Linked DNA regions of Mus musculus: regions 1 and 3 are each linked to region 2. Evidence: chromatin loops called from intact Hi-C (ENCODE). Cell type or tissue: heart. All regions are shown on one strand.

The links. A loop is a pair of places that touch in the nucleus more often than their neighbours do. Peaks named below come from ENCODE experiments on the same cell type or tissue, not always from the same donor. Only the 100,000 strongest peaks of a DNase experiment are listed, where the experiment ranks them.
Region 1: a loop joins it to region 2, with 4 times the contacts of the local background. A loop is called at or near these places in 3 of 42 quality-filtered maps.
Region 3: a loop joins it to region 2, with 4 times the contacts of the local background. A loop is called at or near these places in 2 of 42 quality-filtered maps.

What each region holds. Positions count from the first base shown.
Region 1 is chr5:120,208,436-120,216,435 of GRCm38, forward strand. No RefSeq gene overlaps it. Among named protein-coding and RNA genes, the nearest start is that of Gm31836, 23 kb to the right of the region's middle. In heart, a CTCF peak has its summit at 3,066; a DNase peak (open chromatin) is centred at 2,955; H3K4me3 peaks cover 1,008 bases; H3K27ac peaks cover 409 bases; H3K27me3 peaks cover 3,843 bases.
Region 2 is chr5:120,437,634-120,445,633 of GRCm38, forward strand. Lhx5 (LIM homeobox protein 5) reads left to right here. Exons shown (of 5, transcript NM_008499.5): 5 at 2,325-3,824. The coding sequence ends at 2,692. Among named protein-coding and RNA genes, the nearest start is that of Lhx5, 9.7 kb to the left of the region's middle. In heart, a CTCF peak has its summit at 3,301 (motif pointing left); a DNase peak (open chromatin) is centred at 3,338; H3K4me3 peaks cover 1,714 bases; H3K27me3 peaks cover 7,107 bases.
Region 3 is chr5:120,169,655-120,177,654 of GRCm38, forward strand. Rbm19 (RNA binding motif protein 19) reads left to right here. Exons shown (of 24, transcript NM_028762.1): 22 at 6,205-6,310. Among named protein-coding and RNA genes, the nearest start is that of Gm10390, 34 kb to the left of the region's middle. In heart, a CTCF peak has its summit at 4,836; DNase peaks (open chromatin) are centred at 4,717 and 7,387; H3K27ac peaks cover 916 bases.

The DNA.
Region 1 (8,000 bases), 230 kb before region 2:
CCCTCTCACCGCTCTGTCTGTCTGTCCATCCACCGAGGCTAGCAGCTGCAGAGCCACTGCTCGGGGATGGGGGTGGGGTGCCCAGCCGCTGCCACCCGTGAAACCCCACGGTTTCTCATTTTCCCCTTGAGTGGTTTCTCAGCCCGGCTGGACCCGAAGCAGAGGCTGGGATGGAGACCCAGGCATGGGGAGGGGATGATCAAGCTCTCTCTCTCTCTTTCTCTCTCTCTCTTTCTCTCTCTCTCTCTTTCTCTCTCTCTTCCCCCCCTCTCTCTCTGCTGCCCCTCCCCCAGACAAATGGCTGAATACTCAGGGAGGGTTCTGAGAGAGGAATTTACAGGGGCTCAACCTGACTCATCCCCGGAGGAAGGATGAAGCTGTGTCTTCATACAGAAGAATGCAGAGCCTGCTGGGGAAGGGCCACAGCTCACAATGAAGGCACAGGCTGAAATTGTGGGCTCTTGTTCAAAGCATTTGAGTTCGTTTTCCTAAACTCAATTAGGGTCTCCAAATTCTTTTCTTGGGACACTGTTGGGGACAAATTCACTGTTTAGGACATTCCAGGAACCCGCAAAGGCTATCCTTTCTATCATTCTTAGAGGCTGTGACCCTGTGACACTAGAGAGCTTGAAGCCCCGCAGCCTTTCTCACACCTACCTGTGACTTATTAGTGTGTATGTGGGGGGGGGGGGTTGGAGTATCATAGGCTCAGAGAGGTTTATAGCTTTGCCCAGGGTCACACAGCTTAGAAATAGCAGGGTCACGCTTCAGTTCCTGGGTCTGCTGGACTCCACATCCAGTGCTCTGACATAGAAGATACTATGTCAGGTGTGAAGAGCGAGGGAGAGAATAGGCTGCAAGAGAATTAACCTTCCTTTGGATTCTCCACGTTCCTTTGTAGCTCCCCCACAGGACTGAGGTAGCCAGAGAGGCCCCTGCCTCTGCAGGCTCACACCTGCTGACCAGTTGGCTCACCCCAGGTGCCACCATCCCCACCCGACTCTGCTCAGAGCTCGTAGCTTTAGCAGGGCATCCAAGCTAGGCTTTACCTGGTCTGTTTTCTCAGACTCTCACTCTCAACGATGTTACAGCTGCCCCAACTCTGCCAACCCTGCCTCTGTTATCATGAGAACCACCAACCATGCCTGGGTAGAACTGGGGACCTCGTAGCTACCAGACCCACTAAGCCCTGCCCCAGCCTGACTCTTCCCTCCCATTCTAGCCATTGGGTCATCTTGATGTCCCCACACAGCATGGACTTGGCCTTGTTGCCCCCCCCAGTCAAAGACCCTCTGCTCCAAGATATCTCCAAGGAAGTCCTGCTCCATGAGGATGGGAAGGAAGGCCCCCCGTCCCACCACCCTGGCTAAGTCCATGTGTCCTACACCTACCAACCTCACACACACTGCACTTTACTGAACATTCTTCTTCTCTCATGTTCCGCAAGGACAGGGTCTGTTTCTTTCTTTTACTTTTTTAATTTTTTAAAATTATTTATTTTATGTACGTGAGTACACCATTGCTCTCTTCAGACACACCCAAATTGGGCAGCAGACCCCATCGCAGATGGTTGTGACCCATCATGTGGTTGCTGGGAATTGAACTTAGGACTTCTGGAAGAGCAGTCAGTGCTCTTAACTGCTGAGCCATCTCTCCAGCTCAGAGTCTGGATTACTTCTGACACTGTGGTGCCCAGCCAAGATACACAGTTGGGGAATGAATGGGTGCATCTATAGAGGACATTTCTTCTTCATATTCCTCTTGCCCCCACTTCAAAGATGTAAACACTGAGACCTGAAGACTGTCACACAGCTGTTGTGTGTGTGTGTGGGGGGGGAGGTGGTATACAGTGGAACATGCAATTGCTCAGCCTGCTTCTGGCCTGGACTCTCTTGTAAGCTGTGTGGTCTCCTAGCCTCTCTGGTTTCTAAATTCCTCACTGGAGCTAAGAATAAGACATGTGCAGTGGGTGCCTGCCTTGTGGGGTGTTGACTAGGAAATGACTTGACCTGTATGGAGGCGCTGGAGACGTCATTTAAGGATGTGCAGAGCCATCCATTCTTAACACCAAGTACCTGCCCTATTACAGAGGCAGAGAGCCTATGTCTCACCCCTCGGGTGGTACCAGCTCGGCAGGGATCTCTCCACAGAGGGGGGGAGGAACTCAAGACAGAAGTTGGAGGCCTGGGTCTGAGTCCCAGCAGAAGAGCAGCCACTGTGGGCACTTGAGCTAGAGTCACAGGCTTGGGTCTGGCTGCAGTAGCTTCGTTAGAATGCAGTCCTCAGATCAGCTTCTCTCTGATGGCTGCGAGTGATTGACACTTACAAATTACCCCGCCGAAAGTGTGGAGTCTTTGACCCCTGTGTAACATCTTTGGCAAGCCTGAGGTTTGCCAGCATTCTGTCATCTAATTACTACAAATCCCTGGAAACTTCTCCGGCCGCTGAATTTTTAATGCGGGGCAATTTCAACGTGCAGCCTGGCCCAGATGGGTTCCACTCACCTCCCCTCTCCCCGCCCCTCCTCCCCTTCCGGAGCCACTTGTTTTGCTTTAAATCTCACCAACTTCCAGATGAGCTGGGGGGCTCACCCCGAGAAGGCACAGAGCAGCCTCCCAGATCTGATCTGTAACCATGCTGTGAGCTCTTGTCTCTCCTACCCCGCCGCTGCCGCTGCCGGGCTAGCCTAACATGCAGGGTGGTGATGGACCAGACTCCTTGGGGGACACACGGTGTGAGTGCGCGAGTGGCCCCTCTGCTTGTCACTCGGCAGGCGGCAACCTGTAAGGTGGTCACCTTCACAGGACACGCTGGCAAAGCGAGCGAGGCCCGAGGCGAGCGCTTCTCAAGGTGACCACTCCCCCTAGTCTTTTAGGCCCCTTGGAGAACGGCGTTCAGCCAGGCAGGTGGCACAGAGCCGAAGCCGGGCCTACCGACTTGTTCTACTGCAGTGACCCTGAGCCTGACCCTGTTTCCTCTGACCCCAAGGGAGGCCACACTAGCCAGAGGAAATGTTACCAGAACCTGGGTGGCAGAATGGACTCAAGTCTGCCACCCAGCGGAAAGTCAGGCCGCCCCCACCGAGATTCGCTCATCCAGGAGCCCAGGCACCTGAAGTCTTCAAGTGGAGATGGAGCACCTGGCAGACACCCATTGTCCCAGCACTCAAGGCTGAGGCAGGAGGACTGCCAATTCAAAGACAGCCTGGGCTACATGGTCAAGCTCCATCCAAACCAGACAAACTCAACGGTATAAAAGTCTATAAATGTGAAAATGGCCCCAGTCTCAGGAGAGTCTCTCCCAATCATGTGTGATTTTCAAGTCTTCCTCCCTCCCTCCCTTCCTTCTTCCCTCCTTCCTTCCTTCCTCTCTCCTCCCTCCCTTCCTACTTCCCTCCTTCCTCCCTCCCTCCCTTCCTTCTTCCCTCCTTCCTTCCTTCCTCTCTACTCCCTCCCTTCCTTCTTCCCTCCTTCCTCCTTCCTCCCTCCCTCCCTTCCTTCTCCTTTTTATTTTTTAGTTTCAAGATTTCTTCTCTCTCTCTTTCCTGCATCGTCCTCCCAAGTGCTGGAGCTAACAAAACATGCCACCACACCCAGCCTCAGCTTTAAAATGTTCATTTTCCCCTTTCACCTATATTTATCGTACACACATATATGTACATATATACATGTGTGTATGTATGTGTGTATATGTGTGTATGTGTGTGTATGTGTATGTATGTGTGTGTATGTAGTGTGTGTATATGTGTGTATGTGTGTATATGTATATGTAGGTATGTATATATAGTGTGTATGTGTATGTATGTGTGTATGTGTATGTATGTGTGTGTATGTGTGTATATATAGTGTGTATGTATGTATGTGTGTGTATGTGTATGTATGTATTGTGTGTGTGTGTGTGTGTATGTATGTGTGTGTGTCCCCAGATGCCTTTTAAACTTGTTCCCAGTCAGCCTCCGAATAGCCATCACTTTGCAGTGTGGGAGCCTGTACCTGGTGTGGAGCAAATCCCACCAGAGCCCCCTCCCTGCTTCACCCTTTTCAGGAAAACGAGACTTGGCTTTTCAGGCCTGTTTTTTCTTACACATGTACCCGGCTGATAAAATATTCCACCTCGCCCCTTGTCCCCGTGGGACCCGCTGTCTTACGGGGAAAGGGTTTGTATGACAGCGAACCACAACAGACACCAATGTCGCCTGGAAACCGTGGGGTGGAGGTGGGGGACGGTGACTCCTTATTCAAATTCCCTCTTTGATAACAGTCTTGCTGGAGAGGGAGGGACCTGCCTTTCTCTGCAGGCTCCACTGGGCTGGAGGGCCCCTCTGGTCCCCTAGTAAAAGATGCTATCCAGATCTGGTCTCCTCCATTGGCTTCCCAGGGGAGTCCTGCAGCGATGGAGCCCGTGCTTATACAGCAGGCCGCTGCCTGGGCTCCAGGTATTGAGTTGCCTTCCCTGGCCCCCAAAGGCTAGGCAGGCTGCGCAGAAGCAGCCGTGGCTATGGGAACAGTGGGGCCACCACGCAAGGCTCGTGGGCCAAGGTGTTCCACAGAGGGGAGATGCAGGAGAGTGATGGGTTTGTCCCAGGCCTTGGAGGGGGTTTTGCATGGCACCTTCCTAAAGGATGCTTGGCCTTGCTTCTGTTGCCACACGCTCACCCGTGGCTCCAAACTGGGATATTATATAGATGGAGTATGGAGCACAAGAAGGCTTGTGGGGTGGGGATCCAGACCTGCCCCCCAATGCTTTCCCATTCCCCTTACCAAGGACAGCAGATTGTCACACTAGGGGTCCTCAGCTCAGGGGTGGACTGGCACCCCAAGAGCCAGGTCACTCCAGGCTCTGAATGGAGGGGCAGATCCATAGACCCTGCGCTTAAAGGAGCTTTGAGTGGACCCTGAGGCCCACAGACCATGAGGGAATTAAATCCATATCAGGGGAGAGGAACATCATGTCAGGAAGACAAGAAGAGAGTGGAACCCACACAGGAGGCAGCAGTGCACAACAAATACTCCGAATATTGGTGCCCCTCATGCAGGCCTCACTGGGAATGACCTAATGACCTAATGACAGACAGTCACTTAGACAGGGCTGTCTGAGTAGGAGCTGCCAGAGTGACCCAGGGTAAGCCATGGTGGCCTTCCCACAGGCCATGAGACCTTGTGGCTGGGCAGGGCTGTGAGGTCTGTGTGTAAGCGACAGTCAGATCCCTCCGCATAGCTGGGTCATCGTGGGTTAGCAAAGCCAGGTTCACATTGAAAGGAAAGCATTGGGCTCCAGTGTGAGCCCACCTGACCACTGGTCTGCAAGCCTCATATCTCCAGGATAGAGGAACGAACCACGAGGTTGTGTCAGTGATCCTAGGGTCTCACCTCTTTTATTTTGAAGTGTGATATGTATGCATATATGTGTACACATATATGTGGCTGTGCACAAGTGTATGTATGTGTGCAATATGTATGTGTGTGTGCTCTTTTTTTTAAAAGACTTATTAATTTATTTATTTAATGTATATAGATACACTGTAGCTGAACAGATGGTTGTGAGCCTTCATGTGGTTGTTCAGAATTGATTTTTTTTTTTAGGACCTCTATCCACTCCGGTTGACCCCACTTGCTCAGTCCTTGCTCCTGCTTATTATACATAAGTATACTGTAGCTGTCTTCAGACATGCCATTCCCATTATGGGTGGTTGTGAGCCACCATGTGGTTGCTGGGATTTGAACTCAGGACCTTCAGAAGAGCAGTCAGTGCTCTTACCCACTGAGCCATCTCACCAGCCCCGAGAGTGTGTGTGCTCTTATGCCCATGTCCTAAGCACATACCTCCTGCTCCTAACAAGGGAGCAGCCTTTTAAAGTCTGGGTCATATTTTTTTTCAGTTGAACATAAACACTGTATTTATTTAACACAACCATGCTTAGTCAGAGGACGATTTGCAGAAGTCACTTCTGTCTTTCACCAATATATAATTCAGGTTGGAAGATTCTAGCATCATGGTGCTCCATTCGGCAGAATCTAATGCCCGGTGGGGTCTCGGGCAGGCTGAGGTGGGCATGCCATCGTAAGCAACAGATGGTGGCACACACTTGTGATCCGGGTCCCTTGGAAACTGAGGCAGGATCAGGCCAGCCTGGGCTACATAGAGAGAGACCTGCTGGGTTTGTGACCACTTGAAAGAAGCTAAAGTCATCAAAGAGGAAGGAGCCCCGGTTGAGAAAATGTCTTCATGAGATGCAGCTATAAGACATCTTCTCAACTAGTGATTGATGGGAGAAGGCCCCGCCCACTGTGGGTGGAGCCATCCCTGGGCTGGTGATCCTGGATTCTATAAGAACATAGGCTGAGCAAGCCATGGGGAGTAAGTCAGTAAGCAGCACCTCTCCATGGCCTCTACATCAGCTTCTGCCTCCAGGTTCCTGCCCTGTGTGAGTTCATGTCCTGACTTCCTTTGGTGATGAACAGCAATGTGGAAGTGTAAGCTGAATAAACCCTTTCCTCCCCAACTTGCTTTTCGGTCATGGTGTTCATTCCAGCAATAGAAACCCTAAGTCAAAGAACATCAAACGAAAACAGTGCACATTATATAATTTGTGTTCAGTTTGCAGCTGGATGTACGACCCAGCTCAAAAGCAGATGCTGAATCCCCTTGTACTTGGGGTATCCCCTGAGGGGTCTCTTCTGGGTTTTTTGTTTGTTTCTTTGTTTGTTTGGTTGGTTGGGTTTTGTTTTGTTTTTTTTTGGTTTTTCGAGACATGGTTTCTCTGTGTAGCCCTGGCTGTCCTGGCACTCACTCTATAGACCAGGCTGGCCTCGAACTCAGAGATCCGCCTGCCTCTGCCTCCCGAGTGCTGGGATTAAAGGTGTGCGCCACCACGCTTGGCCTGAGGGGTCTCATCTAAGCCCTTATTTCAACCCCCCTTGAGGTTGAGAGGCCCACAAGCTGGATGCTGGGGCCACATCCCCTCTCCTCACATAAGTCCGTGGGGTGACCAAAGAAGAGAACAGTCTTTCTTTCTTTTTTTTTTTTTTTTTTGGCTTGGTTTTAGTGTTTTACTTTTCTGTTTTGAGACAGGGTCTCACTATGTAGCCCAGGCTGAGCTTGATCTCACAACCCTCCTTTCTCAGCCTCTGAAGGGCTGGGATGACAGCCACATGCCACTACATGGACCCTAGCATCTCTGCTTGGATGAGCTAGCCGACTCTCTATGGAGCGAGCCCTCAGTTCCCAAACTGTTCTGGGCCCTGAGACGTCATCTCATGAGTAAGCCCCCCCTCCCCAATGAGGAGAGACAGCATCTCAGAAATAGTTAAATGTTGGGATTGATTCTACCTCCGAGAATCCTCAAGAAAAAGGTGGGTGAGCAGAGACCACTTTTTGAGAAAGAAAGGCTCTACGCTGCAGTTGGGAGTCTTAGTCAGAATCCAATTGCCATGAACAGACACCATGGCCACAGCAACTCTTATATAAAGGAAAACATTTAATTGGGGCTGGCTTGCTGTTTCAGGGGCTTAGTCCATTCTCTCTCTCTCTCTCTCTCTCTCTCTCTCTCTCTCTCTCTCTTTTTCTTTTTTTTTTTTAAAAGATTTATTTATTTATTTATTTAATGTGTGTACACTATAGCTGTCTTCAGACACTCCAGAAGAGGGCATCAGATTTTTGTTACGGATGGTTGTGAGCCACCATGTGGTTGCTGGGATTTGAACTCAGGACCTTTGGAAGAGCAGTCGGTGCTCTTAACCGCTGAGCCATCTCATCAGCCCCCTCTCTCTCTTTTTCTCTCTCTCTTTCTCCCTCTCTCTCTCTCTCAAAGATTTATTTATTTATTTTAGTATATGAGTACACTGCAGTTGTTTTGTCTTCAGACACACCAGAAGAGGGCATCAGATCACATTGCAGATGATTGGTTACAAGCCACCATGTTGTTGCTGGGAATTGAACTCAGGACCTCTGAGCCATCTCTCCAGCCCAGAGAGAGTGACTGAGGTTGGCTTGGGCCTTTG
Region 2 (8,000 bases):
GAAGTCTGGAAAGTTCATCTGTAGACCAGTCCAAGGTCCCTGAAAATCACTGGCAAAACGTGAAGCGGTGATTTTTAATGTGGTGGCGCGCCGGGGGATGGGGGGTGCGGACTGGGGAGCCGGAACTGTGGGGCGATGGGCGTGACCTAGGGTGTCTAATCTTTCCACCTAGCTTATCTTCTCCACCCCAAAAAAAAAAAAAAATTGACCCGAAGCCCGGAGATAGTGGGGGCGGTACCAGCCTAGAAACAACCCCCCCCAGCCCCAACCTGAGTAGTTAATCAAGGTTTCAGGGAGACCAGCCCACCCTGCATTGATCTAATCCTGCCGACCTTACCCTCTCTGCAGACCTGAGGGTTAGGGTGGGGGACAGAACACCAGAACCCTCTTTTTCTCTGAAAAGGGGATGGGGGCGCTGCCCCCCAACCCCCAGCCCGGCAGCCCCGCCTAATCCGCACTGGGAGATCCCGGTGGCGGCGGCCGTCAGCGGGCGAGAAAGGGGCCGGGTGGCGGGGCCCGCGGCTCCCCGTGGGAGCTCGGACAAAGCCCCAGCTGCGGCTTTTGTGCCCTTTTCAGACAGCGTTTGTTCCAATTACCTCCGGCCCGGCCGCCATATGGGCGGAGGCGGCGCGCACGGCTCTAGAGCCACGGCCTTCCCTGCTTAGCGCGCTTCCTTTCCGTTCCTTTGAGGGCCCCCAAATTCGTCTCTCTCTCAACCTTCCTCGCTTTCGGTCAGAATGGAATTTGAGTTTTTTCAAAAAGTAACTGGCGGCCGTTTTAGCTGTTACCTTAACTACCTCCACTCCAGGAAGGTCTCCAGACAACCCTCCTCCCACCCACCCCCACCCCCGATTTGGATATGTTTCAGGGTTTCCGAAAAAGAAAAAAGAGGGGCGGGGTGACAATGACATCCAGAACCCGCCGGTGAACTCGGACCCCAGGGCTGAGCAAAGGGTGCGGGTTTTCAGAAGAGACCCTGACCTCTAGGTCGCCGGTTTTCCCTGCTCTACAAAGCGAGTTGTCTCTTTCAACAGGCTGTTAGGCGCTCCTTTTGGTGGGGTCCTGCACCCTAATCTTGGAGGGGCCCCGATTTGGAGGTGGAAGAAACTGTGATCAATGGGGAGGCCAGAGGGTGCTCACAAAAGCAATTTCTTGTGATGGTTTGAACGCCTGACCTATGAATCCTGCATCCCTGAATTTGTGGGAAGGATGTGCATTTATTTGTGTCAACTCTCTTCCAAAGATCTCTGTCCCCAAATACTTCAAGAATATCCTGGGTGTCCTAGCAAGGCTCATGAGGCTCTAGACGCCCCCCCCCACACACACACACACAAACACACACAAACACACACACACACACACACACACACACACACACACACGAAACCCGCAAGTGGCCCTGACCTCGGGCCCCTCAGTGACAGACACTGAGCTTGGCTTTCTCAATTCTAGGCAAGACTAGCAAAAATGCCAGAGAAGACACTGACGCTGTCCCTGGCTCTGCGCCCTTTGCGCCCTGGGCCAAAGCGCCGCTTCATGCGCTCTGGCCGCTGCCGGGTCCTGCTTCTTTGGCTGGGGCCCCAACCCCGTTCTGAACCACTTTGGTGCTTTGAGCTGGCAGCAGCCATTCGGTCCCCAGGCTCCTTTCTTAAAGCCACCCAGCCTAAGGCAATTCCTGTTCCTCTCAGTCTACTGTCTCTCTATCTCTGTGCCCATCTGTCTTTTTACCCACATAGTCTTTCTTTCACCTTGCACCCTTACCGCGGCTTGTTTGTTTGTTTGTTCCTGTACTTGCGCTTACGCCTCTGCGTGTACTTAGCTGTTCAGAGTAGGGTGACACGTCTGGGACTAGTTTCTATCACCTCCCCACCAACCCGGTTCATCTCTCCATCTCTCCCTTGACTTTACGCCTCTGGCCTCTAGGGCTATTTCCTCCTCTCTGTGTGTTTGGGAGCCAGCGATTTCTCGCCTCCCTCGCCTGTGTCCCTCATTGCTCAGCGTCCTGGTAGTATCTATGTCTCTCTCAGTCCCTCGGTCTCTCCGTTTATTTCTCTCTGTTACTTCCCAGCCTTACCCATGGTCCTCCTCGGTCCTCTTCCCAACCTCAAGGCTTTCTCCCTGAGTCTCTCAGAGCCACCCAATGTCTCGGTCTAACCTAGAATCAGTGGCATGTTCTCACACACCCTCAGCATATATGTACTGACAGCCCTATCTGGGCGCCCTGGCCTTCGCATCCTCGAGTCGCCTTCGCGTGGTCCCCTAGGTCCCTATCGGCCCTGGCAGTCTGTCCTCACACGGTCTCTTATCCCTTTTCCCTCCCGCAGACTACCAAAGTGACTACTACGCTCCGGGAGGCAATTACGATTTCTTCGCGCACGGTCCGCCGTCACAGGCGCAGTCCCCTGCCGACTCCAGCTTCCTGGCAGCATCGGGACCTGGCTCGACGCCGCTGGGCGCGCTGGAACCGCCGCTGGCCGGGCCTCACGGCGCGGACAACCCCAGATTCACCGACATGATCTCGCATCCGGACACGCCGAGCCCCGAGCCGGGCCTGCCCGGTGCGCTGCACCCCATGCCGGGAGAGGTGTTCAGCGGCGGGCCCAGCCCGCCCTTCCCCATGAGCGGCACCAGCGGCTACAGTGGACCCCTGTCGCACCCCAACCCTGAGCTCAACGAAGCGGCCGTATGGTAAGGCCGAGGGGCTGAGTTGTCCCCCTGCCACCAAGCCCGGGACGGGACGCCGCCTGGGTAAGCCTCAAGAGTCCTCTCGTGGGTTCGCACCCAACCAGGCCACTCGCATCACCACCCCTCAGAGCTTTGGCACGCGCCTGCGCAATTTCTCGGGACCAAAGTCAATATTCTGAAGGGTCGAGATTCCAAGCACATCTTAGAAGCCCTCCGGATCCCCCACCCATCATCACCTCCTTGAACTAAGAGAGGGGGATGAGGCCAAGGAGCGGAGACCATGGCACTACCCCTCCCTGCGAGCCGAGGCATTGTGAAATCCTATTTCTCACTTTCTCTTTTAAAAAAAGAAAGAAAGAAGGAAGGAAGGAAGGAAGGAAAGAAAGAAAGAGAGGTTGAAAGGGGGAGAGAAAGAGAGAGAGAGAGAGAGAGAGAGAGAGAGAGAGAGAGAGAGAGAGAGAGAGAGAGAGAGAGAGAGAGAGAGAGAGAGAGAGCGCGAGCGAGCTGAGGAAAGCTCAGCCAGAGAAGAAAAATGAGGAGGACCGCCGGTGAATGGTGGCTTTGCAGGAAGACAAATCCACCTGCGAGTTGGCGCCCCCTGGTGGCTCAATGTCAGCTTGTCTAGGAAGGTGCGCGGTCTGGGCCTGGCCTTCCTGAGCCCAACTCCCTGCTCCTCCATACTTTGAGTCTGAGGGGCCTGGCAGGATTCGAACCCTCCCACCCTGCTCTGACCCTGAGCCGGGCGCCAAGTCATTGAGCATTTGCCCACGGATCACTCTCCCTGCCCGGGACCTGGAGGCTGGGCCATCAGGACGAACAGTATTATACTTTTTTGGAAGTCGGACGCTTCTAGTTTCCTTATTTTGTATAAAGAAGAAACAAATAAAGTATGTTTTTGTGTCTACTGTTTATTTATTGTACTCTAGTTATCTGGGGCTGGACATTTTTATATTTTTAAGAGGAGGGTGGGGCAGAGTTGGGGAGGGGAGCCAGAAAGAGGTTTACAAAAAAAAACAACAACAACAAAATAAAACACACACAAAAAAATACAAAAACAAACAAACAAAAAAAAAAACAAAAAAAAATCAACTTTTTTTTAACAAAAAAGAAAGATTAATAAAAAAATTCTTTTTTCCCTCAACTCTGTGTGGTCTTTTTTTCATCCAGTATCTTGAGAGTCAGGGTAGGTGTCCCCAAAATTACAACTTGACAGTTACAAAGACCCCTCCCCCACCCACTAGGGCAGTAATTCTCAAACTATGAGTCGAGACCCCCAGGAGAAAAAAAAAAGACAACAAACCTTTCACAGGGCTCACCTGAGACTATCAGAAAACACAGATAGTTACATTATAATTACATAATTACAGTTATGAAGTAGCACCAGAAATAATTTTATGGTCAGGGATCACCACAATGTGAGGAAGTGTATTAAAAAGTCACAGCCTTAGGAAGGTTAAGGACAACTAAGCTAGTGGCTTTAGCTTTAGTTTTGTTCCTTTTTTTATTTCATTTTTTTTTTTACTCTGTGTGTGTGTGTGTGTGTGTGTGTGTGTGTGTGTGTGTGTGTGTGTGTGTGTGTATGTGTGTGCAGAGACCAGAGGACAACATTTGGGACCCTTCCTCCAGATGGATCCCGGGGATGGGACTCACATGCATCAGACTTTGTAGCAAACGCCTCTACCAACTGATCCCTCTTGCTAGTCCCATTTGGGGACTTTCTGTAGTGGACAATTGTCTCTGGTGCTTTGATCCAGATCACAAGCCAGCCAGGTGCATAGTAGGTCTTCAGGATGACTGAGAAATGAACAGGTGCTTGTTTCTGTCTCCTTCAATTATGTCAAAAAGAAGTGTAGTCTAGCATTCCGGATGTACACCTATAAATCCCAGCACTTGGGAAGCTGAGGTAAGAGGATAGCAGGTTCTAGGCCAGTCTGAGCTACATAGTGAGACCTTGTCTCATAGAGGGGGTGGGGACTGGGAGAGATTCTAATTTCTTCTTTTTTTAATTTTATTTATTTATTTATTTTTATTTCATGTGCATTGGTGTTTTGCCTGCATGTATGTCTGAATGTGAGGGTGTCAAATCTTGGAGCTATGGACAGTTGTGAGCCGCCATGTGGTTGCTGGGATTTGAACTCAGGACCTCTGAAAGAGCAGTCAGTGCTCTTAACCGCTGAGCCATCTCTCCAGCGTGGGATTCTGAGTTCATCCCTATTTATATTGCATGTGATTTCCAGATGGCTGCAAACAAAAGCAGAAAATGCTATGGTCATGTGCCCAGCAAGGTACAGTCATCTTTAAGGCTGCTGGGGAGGACGGGTTCTGGAGAGTGAGCCTGTGGTTCTTCAAGCCTTGTGGAGTGTGCACTGCCTTTAGACAGACAGAAATGGCTATGACTTTTGTTGATGTTGTTGTTGTTGTTGTTGCTGCTGCTGCTGCTGTTGCTGTTGCTGTTGCCGTTGCTTTGTGTTTTGGGACAGAGTCTTGCTATATAACCCCAGGCTAGCCTCGAACTTGAGGCAATGCCTCCTTAGCACAGAGATTACAGGTGTGCCCCACTGTGACTGCTGTGGGGGGGGGGGTTAGGGATCGAACCCATGACTTCATGTATTCTGGGTGAGTGAGTACTCTAATCACTCGGGTTGAATATGATTTAGGAGACCTGAGACCACACCTAAAAACAAAGCCTCTCTCTTCTCTGCCCCAGTTTCCTATCTTGGAGAAGCAGAAGCTGGGACGACTGCTTCATTCCCTCCCTTCCTATTTAGGCCTGATAGGCCCAGACAGGCAGAAACGGTGTGGAAATGAGTGGAAGTGTCCACCTTTGGGTCCCTTGTCACTCACGCTCAGGAGGGGGAGCTGGTCCACTTTAGCATCGGTGAAGAGGGTTTGGGGACAGGGAGAATGAGCTGCTTGAAATGAGCTCAAGAAGAGGAACCTGTTCCATGGTCCTTGTGGCCCTCGAAAGATTCCTGCAAGGTGGCCAAAATTTCCCCTTTGCATGCACCTCTTAGAAGCTCTTAGGTCGTCACCAGATAACAGCCAGCTGCTCATTATGGAGAACTGTATCGAGCGTTCAGATCAACAAAAGGCAGAAAAACCCATCACCCGGAATGCCAGGCACTGTGGTGAGGAGAGGTCTGTCCAGCCTCTTTTTCCTGGGTATCCTCCCTCCCCACACACACCACCCCGCACCCCAACCCTACCACTTCAAATCTCTGTGCAACTAGGTGCTTCCTCTCCCACTGAGGTCAGACAAAGCAGCCCAGCTAGTAGAACACATTCCAAGTACAGGCAACAGCTTTTGGGGTAGCCCCCATTCCAGTTATTCAGGACCCACATGAAGGTCAAGCTGTACATCAGCTAGATATGAATAGGAAGCCTAGGTCCAGCCCTTGTATGTTCTTTGGTTGGTGAATCAGATTCTGAGAGCCCCAAGGGTCCAGTTAGGAGACTCTGTTGGTCTTCCTTTGACTTTTGAAGCCCAGCGTTGTGCTCAGAGCACAGCCATGGGGTTACCTGCCAGCTCAGAACATCTTTCAGGTTCATGACAACCTTCTAGACCATTGGTTTTTAACCTGCAGATGGCCTCTTTGGGGGGGGGGGTCACATATCTGATATTTACATTGTGATTCATAACAGTAGCAAAATTACAGTTATGAAGTAGCGATGAAGTAATTGTATGGTTGGGGGCAGGGGGTCACCACAACATGAGGAACTGTGTTAAAGGGTCTCAGCATTAGGAAGGTTGAGAGCCATTGGTCTAGACAGAGCCATATTTAGTCTCTAGTTCCTTGACCAGATGAGCAGCTTGGTTTTGTGTGGGTTTTGTTGTTTTGATTTTAACAAACCTATCAGGCCTTGCCTACTTCCTGCTGGCTCCGGAGCACTAGAATAAACACCTTCCCAGTGACTTCTCTGCAAGCATCCTGGAAGGTGTTGTTGTCCCCTCAGGAAGCTAACAAAGGTTGAGGGACTTGCCCAAGGTCACACAACTATGACTCAGCCCACACATGCATCGGGTTCCCTTTCTGTTCCTCTGGGGTGCCCTGGCTGTGGTAGATTCTAAAAGCACTGTGTGGGGAGAGGGGGGTTGTAACCCCAACCCCATCTCCACCAGAACCCCTGATGGCTTTCTGGCAGTGTGTGAAGTTTGTAGAGAGTCCTGTTTAGAAAGCTGAGGACTGGTCCCTGGCTTTTCTGAAGACAGGCTGTGACAGCAGCTGGGGGATGGGGAAGTAAGGAGAAGAAAGAAGGAAGGACATGGGGAAAGGGATGGAAAGGGGAAAGAGGAAGAGTAGAGGAGGAGGGGAGGGGACTCGAGAGGAGAGAGGAGTCTCCAGCTGCTTAGGTACTCCAGCCACGTGTCTGTGTGGGACACTTGAGTCCCAGGGCATCAGGGAGCTCCATTCGTGGGCACAGCAGAGCTCACGCTGGGACGGAAGAGAAAGGTTCAGGGAATTGGTTCCTGTGTTTGGACCCCATCCCCAACTCTCACCCACGCACACAAGTACACCCGCACACATGTACACCCCCACATACATGTACACACCACACATACAGATGCACACACACACATGTACACATACACACACCAGACAACTTAACAAGAAAGTTCTTGAGAAAGTCTCACTTGGCCGACCTCAGTCCCGCTCTCATGAGCGCATTTTAGCATCCCAGATGCCTGCAAGGGCCCAGGGCCACAGCGAGGAAGGACTATACCCTCACCTGCCCCAAGACAGTGTCCTGCAGGTGCCAGTGGAGGTCCAGGGAAACTTGGTAGAACAAAGTCTGTGAAAGGCTGAGTGGGAAGGCCATTTGTCTCCTAGAAGCCACAATTCTTTTCTTGAAGTAGAACCAGAGGGACACACCTGCTAAGATGTGTGTGTCTTGGTCCCCAGCACCCATAGCCAGAGTGAAACCCACAAAGCCCCACATCCATCAAGATCCCCAGAAGCCCCTAGGACTCCCCACCCTTGCTGGACTACAGTGCAACCCTGTTCCAACTGCCTCAACTCCTTAACTAGTCTCTCCCTCGAGCTTCAGTTTCCTCCCAGGCAAGTAATTTCACTCCCACTTTGCAGGAGGAGGTCCAGACCTAGCAGGTACAGGGAGCTTCCTGGAAGAGAGAAAGGCCAGAGCCAGGTGCTCAGTCAAAGACTTGAGCTCTGAGTGTGTTGTCCCTGAGCCCAGAAAGGAGGCCAGAATAGCTGCCTAGAGGCTACAGTGTAGGGTGTATGCATAGAGGGTGAACAGAAGGATTCATGGATGGATGGATGGATGGATGGATGGATGGATGGATGGATGGATGGATG
Region 3 (8,000 bases), 270 kb before region 2:
CTCTGGATCGCCAGGTAGCAAGGGACTCACATCTCTTGACAGTCTCTTGGGGAATATGGGACCTGCCTGTTCAGGGACTGACCTGGTAGCGGTGGAGCACTGGGCCACCGGCCACTCCTCACTGGGGACTTCTAGTAAACTTGATCCCCTCTGCCCACAGTCACCCGTGGAGGCTCAGTCAGGCCAGGGCGGCCTTTCAGCATCCCCTCCTGGAGCTTCTAAGCTCACCTGGAACTCAGCTCCAGCTTAGATTCAGAGACTCCGTTTAACCACTCAGACCTCGATCTCTCATCTAGAAAACGCAGAGGCCGCGCCTGCCCGGCAAGGGCCCCATGAAAGGCTATTGAGAGACGTTAAACGCTGCCCTCCGCTCCTCTCGCTTGCTCGGAAACCAGGCCATTTTTCAGCCTTCAAGAGACAAAAATGAAAGGGAGTGTTGGCTGATGGCGACTAGGTAACCTTTTACACCGGCTCTCACCAGGCCGAAGCGCCGAGTAATTGGAAGGGCTCAGTGTAAAAGGCACTCTTAAAGAGCCAGCGAGGACAAAGAGGCAGAGACTCCATTAACCAACCCTGGGCCATCACTTCTGCAGAGCAGACCCAGTACTGCCATTCACACGTGCACATTTGCTTGCCCACGCCTGGTTGGCTGTGGGAGTGGACGCATCCCACTAAGGTGTCACACCTAGCCCAGATCATCTTTGGAGGGACCACCTCTTTCCTGGTTGGCAGGAAGTAGTTGAGAAGGTCATTGTGTGGAAACAGTTTCATCAACAAGTATGGGACAGGCCCCTCTCTCCTGCTACCAGACTCAGAGAGTAGAGGACTCATGGGTCACCTTACATCAAGGACAGCATCTGAAAGAGACCAAACGTTCTGCCTGAATGTGAGTGCCTAAGTGGACAGTGGGTGGGTTGTGCTCGACACTCAGAACACATAATGTTGATCAGCATCTAGAGAGAGGTGGGGGTGTTCCTCAGTGCTACGCACAGCTCGCTAGACTCAGCTGAGTGACGGGACCCCGCTGTGTCAGAGTATGCTTTCTGTCTTTAGCTGAGGAAGGGAAGACAGATAAGCTATTCAGATGGTATCAATCTTCATAGTGGCTTAGGGCAGAGTGGGCACCAGGGGCAGGGGCAGATTTTGAGCTGTGAAGATGACAGAGAGGGAGAGTTGAATGAGTAGACACCTGGGTCTGGGGCTTTAAGTAATGGGACCAGCTGATGCTAAGGCCCTGGGGTTGGTGCACACTCAAAGGGAAAGCCACTGTGGGTCCTTAACAGGTGAGAAGGGACAGGGAATGATTGGACAAGAAAGATAAAGGTCCCTCAGCACTGAGAGTGTGAGTCTGAGATGCCGAATCTGTTATATGCTGTGGGGTGGGTGTGGCCTTTAGCTTATTTGCCTCACTAGAGATCAGATTTGGTTTTCCTGCATCCCAGCAAAAGTGGGCTGTTTGGATGCCCTCCCTTGCCCATAAGCCAGGCTTGCTGCTAGGCTCTCTGGCTGCCCAGTGAGACTTTCAGCCACACGAGGACTCTAAGGGACAGGGAAGCTATCGGAGCAGCTGCCAGCCTCACATGGGCCATGATGGGAATGGTTTGCACATCCTCGAATTATCTGCACCCTCCCTTAGAGTGGCATTGTGGGAGCAAGTAGCAATGATCAGACCTCTCAGGCGTCGAGCCCTTGTTTGTTGAGTGCGAAAGAACAGCCACTTTTCCCACAAGGCATGGCTCCACTGGCTTCTGGCTACTTGGTAGTAGGCAGGTTGAGCCATGGACACCGTTAGCCAAGCTGCAGGCCTGGGGACCAGACACCCATCATGAACCCTGTCACCTAGGTCTCCTCCCTCTCTGTAAAGCAGAGGCTACAGTGCCTTGCTTTCAGGAGCCATGTGAGTCCCATAGTCCAGGTCTTCTCTCATGCCGCAGAATGCACGGGACTGAATGTATCAGCCGCTGCTTGCAGCGCCACACCGTGTGTGTGTGTGTGTGTGTGTGTTTGTGTGTGTGTGTGTGTGTGTGTGCGTGTGCGCACGCGTATAGCATGATAGTTCGAGCGGGGGGCCACATTTGAAGTAGTTTTTCACCGCAAGAAGATACTGCAGTTTATCCTGTCACAATACCGCCTTTCCTCTTCCTTGTATTGGGTGGTGGCACATGCCTCCACAATGCCTTGAGGGCAGGTAGGGAAAGGACCTAAGAATGGATTTCCCACGTGAACTTGAACCAGTGTGTACCACATCCAGCCCTTGGTGGGGTGCACATGGGCCCACCTCCTAGCCTATTTCCACGGCCCAGGACCAGGCTCTGGCTCCAGAGCAGTTATGTCACTCAATTCAGCTGTACAGGGCCCTTTCCCCTCCCCTCCCTTCCTTCCTCTGAGCCCATCTACTTGGCAAGTAATGAGTCTGGGCTAGGGATAGTGCCTGTATGGGGAGGGGACCCACAGAGAGAGGACACCCACCTCGCACCAGATACGACTGGCCCATGTCATAGGTGCCTCGTCCCACCCCACACACCTGAAGAAATCAGAACCACCCACAGCAAACTCCAGTTGTCATTGAAAACCCACCGACCTGCCACCAATCCTGGTGGTGGCAGCCTGGCGGAGGAGGCGGGGCCGTGGTGCGGGAGGCGTAATTGGTGAACCCAGGGTGAATGAAATAATTGGAAAAGTGAGGTGTGAGTTTGTTAGGGAAGTGTGAGCGGGTGGGGGAGGGGAGGAGGGCTGTGTTTAAAAGCCCGCTCTGGCCTCTTTATTCACAGCTTCTGATACAGTAATTGCTATTTTGTGGTTTCTATTATCTACACAGTGGGGAGCATGTGCAGCTCCGTCCCCCGGCCTACTGGGCTGGGGATGAATCCCTAGGTGCCACGTTTCCTCCTCCATCCCTGGCCCCTGGTGGCCCCCAGCCAGCCTCTTCCCACTGACCGTGGCCTTGGCTCCCAGGAGGCAGGGTTCACATGGAAGTCCCTTCAAAGGCCTCTTTTAAAAACCGGCCTCACAGACCAGGCCAGCAGATAAGAACCTTCATAATGGCTGGTATTTATATGTCTCTTATCTCCTTGGAACGAAAGGTACTTCATTGATTTTATTTTTTCTTCCCTCCCCCACCCTTCTCTTTTCCTCCTTAATTCTCTTTGGCTATCTCTCCGCCATCCTCGGCATTGGCTTCCCACAACCCTGCATTGCACAAGCACCCAGGGCCGGTCTCTGGCCAGCCCTGTACCTGAGCACCCAGGGCAGGAGCCTCCCCTCAGACCCCAGTCTGTCACCTTCGCCCTTTGCCCCATGCTTTTCTCATCTGTCAGCCAGAGGTGGTGACAGTATTGACCCCAGCGAGCATTGTTACATCTGGGGGTGGCAGGTCTCAGAGCTGAGCGGTGGGTGGGGGTGGGGGGCTCCTTTGTCGCTGAGGTGACAGTAGTAGTAATGGACAATGACAGTGTTCCGAAGCCTCCAGTCTACATTTCTAGAAGTGTCCTCACATACTGGTAAGTTCTTCCTAAGCTCTAACTCTTAACTCTCAGCTGCTCCTCAGCCTGGCTCTTTACCAGGATCACCCCCCTGAAGCTCCTGGGGTCTTTAGGCACGAGTTCCTTGGCCATTCAGTCTAGAAGCCCCAAGCCTAGGTTGTGGACTCTCCCAAAGGCCCCCAGCTCCCATCCCCACTCCAGTTCCATGGTGGCTCCAGACTGTCCTGGCTCCCGCCACCGCACTCTGAGATGCACATCTACAGACCACAGCAGCCCGGCCCCTTCCTTCCGCCTCCTCACCAGCTTCTTTCTCCACCTTTTAATTATTTTCCTTGCTTCCTCCGGCCCCTCGGCTGCTTACCATGCACCGAGCATCCACGCTCACAGCGCGATGTGGAGGGGAGGCATTAACCTCAGCAGCCATCCCCAACCCTGCCCTCCTCTCCCTCTCTCTGTCTCCCTTCCCTGCTCCCTACCCCAACACAGCCAGGCAAAAAGAAGGTGCACATGGTCCTCTCCCTTGCCCCCACAATCCTGGGTGGGTCACTAGGACTAGCTACCACCTTACACACATACACATACACCACTTCACCCTGGATTTAGCCATATTTGGGGAAGGAAGAAGTCCCACTTCTGGCTTGTCTCTGTGGGGAACAGGGCAGGCTTGAACTAACCATCCTGTGGCCAAGCAGGGGACATCACCCTCTGCTGTTTCCCACCCAGAACAGGGCTGCTTTCCCTGGATGGCTTGTTTGTAAAGCAGGGTGGAAAGACTTGGGTGGTGGACTCCACAGCCCCTCTTCATAGTCCCTGCCTCTTCCGGCTGTCTCCTGCTGTTGGTCATTCTGGAAGTGGTTTTGGCAGAACCTGTGCAGGGCAGACATTGGGCGCCAGGCTGCAGGCACGGCACAAGCAAGATGAGTGGGGGTCCTTTCACTAGAAGAATTGCACTCGCTTGCACATACATACACACACACACACACAGACTGGGTGGTTCTAGTTGGTTCACTATGGGCAGTGGCATTGTGACAGGCGTACTGGAGATGAGGGGAGTGTGGCTGGAGAGCTGGAGAGCAGTGGGTGTTGGCACCCTCTGCTCTGTCAGACAACCAGCCTGACTGCCCCATGTCATCTATCTAGCCTTCCTACATTAGATGCCAAGCCCTCAGACTTGGGCTCGCAATGTCCCCACAGGTGACCTAGAGAACCAGTGACCAATGAGCCATTTCTGTGGACCAGGCTGGGAGCCTGCCTCAGCCATCCCCAGCTCTCCCTGTTCCTGTCAGCACCACCCACGCATAGAGACTGGTAGAGGGACCCAAGGCCGTGTGTCGTGGGACGTGCAGGCCTTTAGGTGGCAGAATAAAGCAAGGTTTTGCTGGCTGTTTGACTGGTGGCTCTCCAGGCTTCTCATCTGACCTGCTCAGACTCCGACCCCCCTCCAAATCAGCTAAGAGCTCCCTCTCAGCAAAGAGTCTGGCCAGACTCCCCTCTGCCTCTTTCCTTCCCATCCTGGGGAGGCTAGCCTTGTCGCCAGCTCCATTCCCTGAGGCCTGCACAGGCGTAGGGATGGGGGGAGCTGACAGGGAGAGCTGGACGTGCCGATTCATTTTTAGGCTTCATAATGCTGCGTTTACACACAGCCCTGCCTTCAGAAATGGGGCCAGCGGATGCCGGCTCATGCTGGCAGGGCTGCAGGTTAACGCCCCAGATTTAACTTACATCATTGTGTGAGGGCTTATGGCCTGCACTGTGTTCTTTACCCAATCGGTCCTTGGCCTGAAGCATCCCAAACCACGGTGTATGGATGCATGGACCCCGTGGCCACCAGAGAGTATAGATTTTCAAATAAAAATAAGACCTCTCTTCAAATGCAGAGCGCATTGAATATTTATCAGTGGCAGTGTGTGCGTACATATTTGATAAATGGACATTACAAAGGGATTGGGGTGGGGGCATGCAGCCAAGCGACCCTGAGGAAGCTCATTTCCTTTGTCCTAGAGTCTTTCAAAGGTTAACTCAATGGAGAGGAGAGGGTCAACCCCAAGGGTGGTCCAGGCCACAGGTCCCTGGTTGGGTTTTCTGCCCCAAAACACTGCCTGCCTGGCATAGCAGGTATCAAAGGAAGCTGTAGAGGACATGCAGCTCAGAAGGAGGGGTTGTGTGTCTTCAGATCCCTGCACATCGGGGCATCTCCAGCGCCCAGGTTCTAGGTTAACAGCAAAGATTTCATGGATTGGAGTCAGTCAGCTTAGGCTTGGCACGTGCCCGGTCCCGGATATGGAGGCTTGCCTGGGAAAGGTCAGGGGACCCCACTGACCGTGCACCCAAGAGCCTTGACTCCCATAGTCATCCCCTTGCACTGGCTGGGGAAATTCCTGGCCTGGCACGGCCTGCTCAAGACCTATCCCCATGGGGAAAGAACAAGTGTCAAGGTGTCCCCCAGGTGGCAGGAGCGACACCAAAAATTTCCCATCAGCACCTTCCATCCTGATGGTGCCCTCCCTCCCCCAAGTGGTGGCCAGCAGGGAGAAGAAAGCCACGCCTGCAGAGGAGAGAGGGCTGGGTATGGGGGAGCAGGAAGGCACATGAACGAGCCAGGCAGTGGATGTTCCCGCAGCTAGCAATCTCTGGTAACCGACGGGGTCCAGAGCCCTTGGTGTCCCTCAAAGCCCTTAGGCCCCCAGCGCTCACTCTCTGATGTCTGCCTTTTTGTCTCTAGCACCTTTGGGGAACTGAAGACAGTGCGCCTGCCGAAGAAGATGACAGGGACAGGTGCCCACCGCGGTTTCGGCTTTGTGGACTTCATCACCAAGCAGGATGCGAAGGTGAGCGCTACCCCCAGAGAAGCACAGAGCCCCTGAGGCGGCAAGAGTGTGGCTGCCTCGTGCCTTCCGCTCTCTCCCTGACGCTGATGATTTATCCAGTCTCCTTGGAGGCAGAGCACTGGGCACGGGGCTTGGAGGGCCAGGTAGTACATGCTGGTGTGTGCACGTGTCTGTCATGAATGGTGCAGGTATCTGCTTCATTGCCTAGACATTTGTCCTTTCTTCTCAGCTAGCAGCCCTTCCATTGTCACCTCTCAGTGGCAGAAGGAACAATACACTGCAAACACTAGTCCTTGGCAGCCAGAGAAACATTGTCACTGAGGGTAGCTAGGTCCCTCCTAGCCTTGCCCTGTACCTCGATTTCCTTGTCTGTGAAATGGGTTAACAGTAGTGCTCCATTCCTGCTTTGTGACAGACGATCCTATGAGGTCAGCTCCCTGGCACATGGCAGATGTTCAACACAACCTGACTCCCTTCATTGCTATAACCCAGGGACCCTGTGAGCCACACCTGTGACATCCTGTCAGCAGAGCGGCAGTGCGAGACAGTGTACGCACGGTGTCCTGAGCTCTAGGCTTCCCAGACGGGACAGGGAGGGTTGGGGTACCAGGGCCATCACTGACAGTTTCCTATCCAGACCCCCAGACAAGGCTGCCCTGGGAGACATAGAGCCTAACTCTGCCCCTGAAAAAGGCCTGCTTACCAAAGCCAGCCCCAGACATAGGCTCACCATCTATGAAGCCAGCATGGCTTCTTCCCCTTGGGGAAACCTTGGAAAAGTGACTCACCCCTCCCAGTGCCTCTTGGGCCTCACGGAGCTGCTGGAGGGACAAGCTGAGCTGGACAGACGTGGGCCCACTTCTGCATTACAGTCCAGTCCTCAGGCCAGAGGCCATGATCCTCCTAATCCCAAGCCAGCCCCTCAGCAGTGACTCACAGAGGTGGCAGCTTCTCCCTCCATCCCTTTCGGTTCTTGGCTCCTGGAACCAAGAGAAAGGGCAGCTGAGGACAGAGAGGGCTCTCTGCCCACAGCCCCGGAGACCGGCTGTACCCTCAGCTCCCAGGTGCTATTTCAGGCCTTTCCATCCCTGCCGTGGTGCTCTGCCCTGCCCTCCCTGCCAGGACTCATGCCCTTTTTACCCACTGTGCCAGTAAGCTCATCTTGATGGAAGTGGGAGTGAGCTGCGTTCCATCCCCACAGTGATCCCTTGCTCTTGCTGTTTCTTGGGGCAGCTCCGTCTGTCTCCTCCACTCCCCTGGATCTGTCTGCAGAACCGGGTTGTGTCAGGAGTGGCAGTATGAGTTCTTTTCACCTGCCGCATATCCTTGCACCATGCACACAGTGTGGTCACACTCTGAACATGGAGTCATTCTCTAGCTATGGCTTGGGGCTTGGGGTTACCCTGCTGTGGAAAGATTAGAGCCCAAAGATTAGGGCCCTCATTTTCTCCCGAGCCTCCTTTTTGCACTTGATATTTTAGAGAAGAGAGGCCCCTTTAGAAACACCCCGGCCCCTCGACGGTCTCTGGTCCTCTTGGACACTTTCTCCCATCTTGACCCTGCTCCATGTAGAGTAGCCAGTCACTGAGCACTTGCAACCTTGTAGGCTAAGAGGCTACATGTATGTCCTGGGACTGAGGCAGGAGGTTGCTTGTACAGTGGAAGACTGTGAGGCCAGAGACCCAGAGAG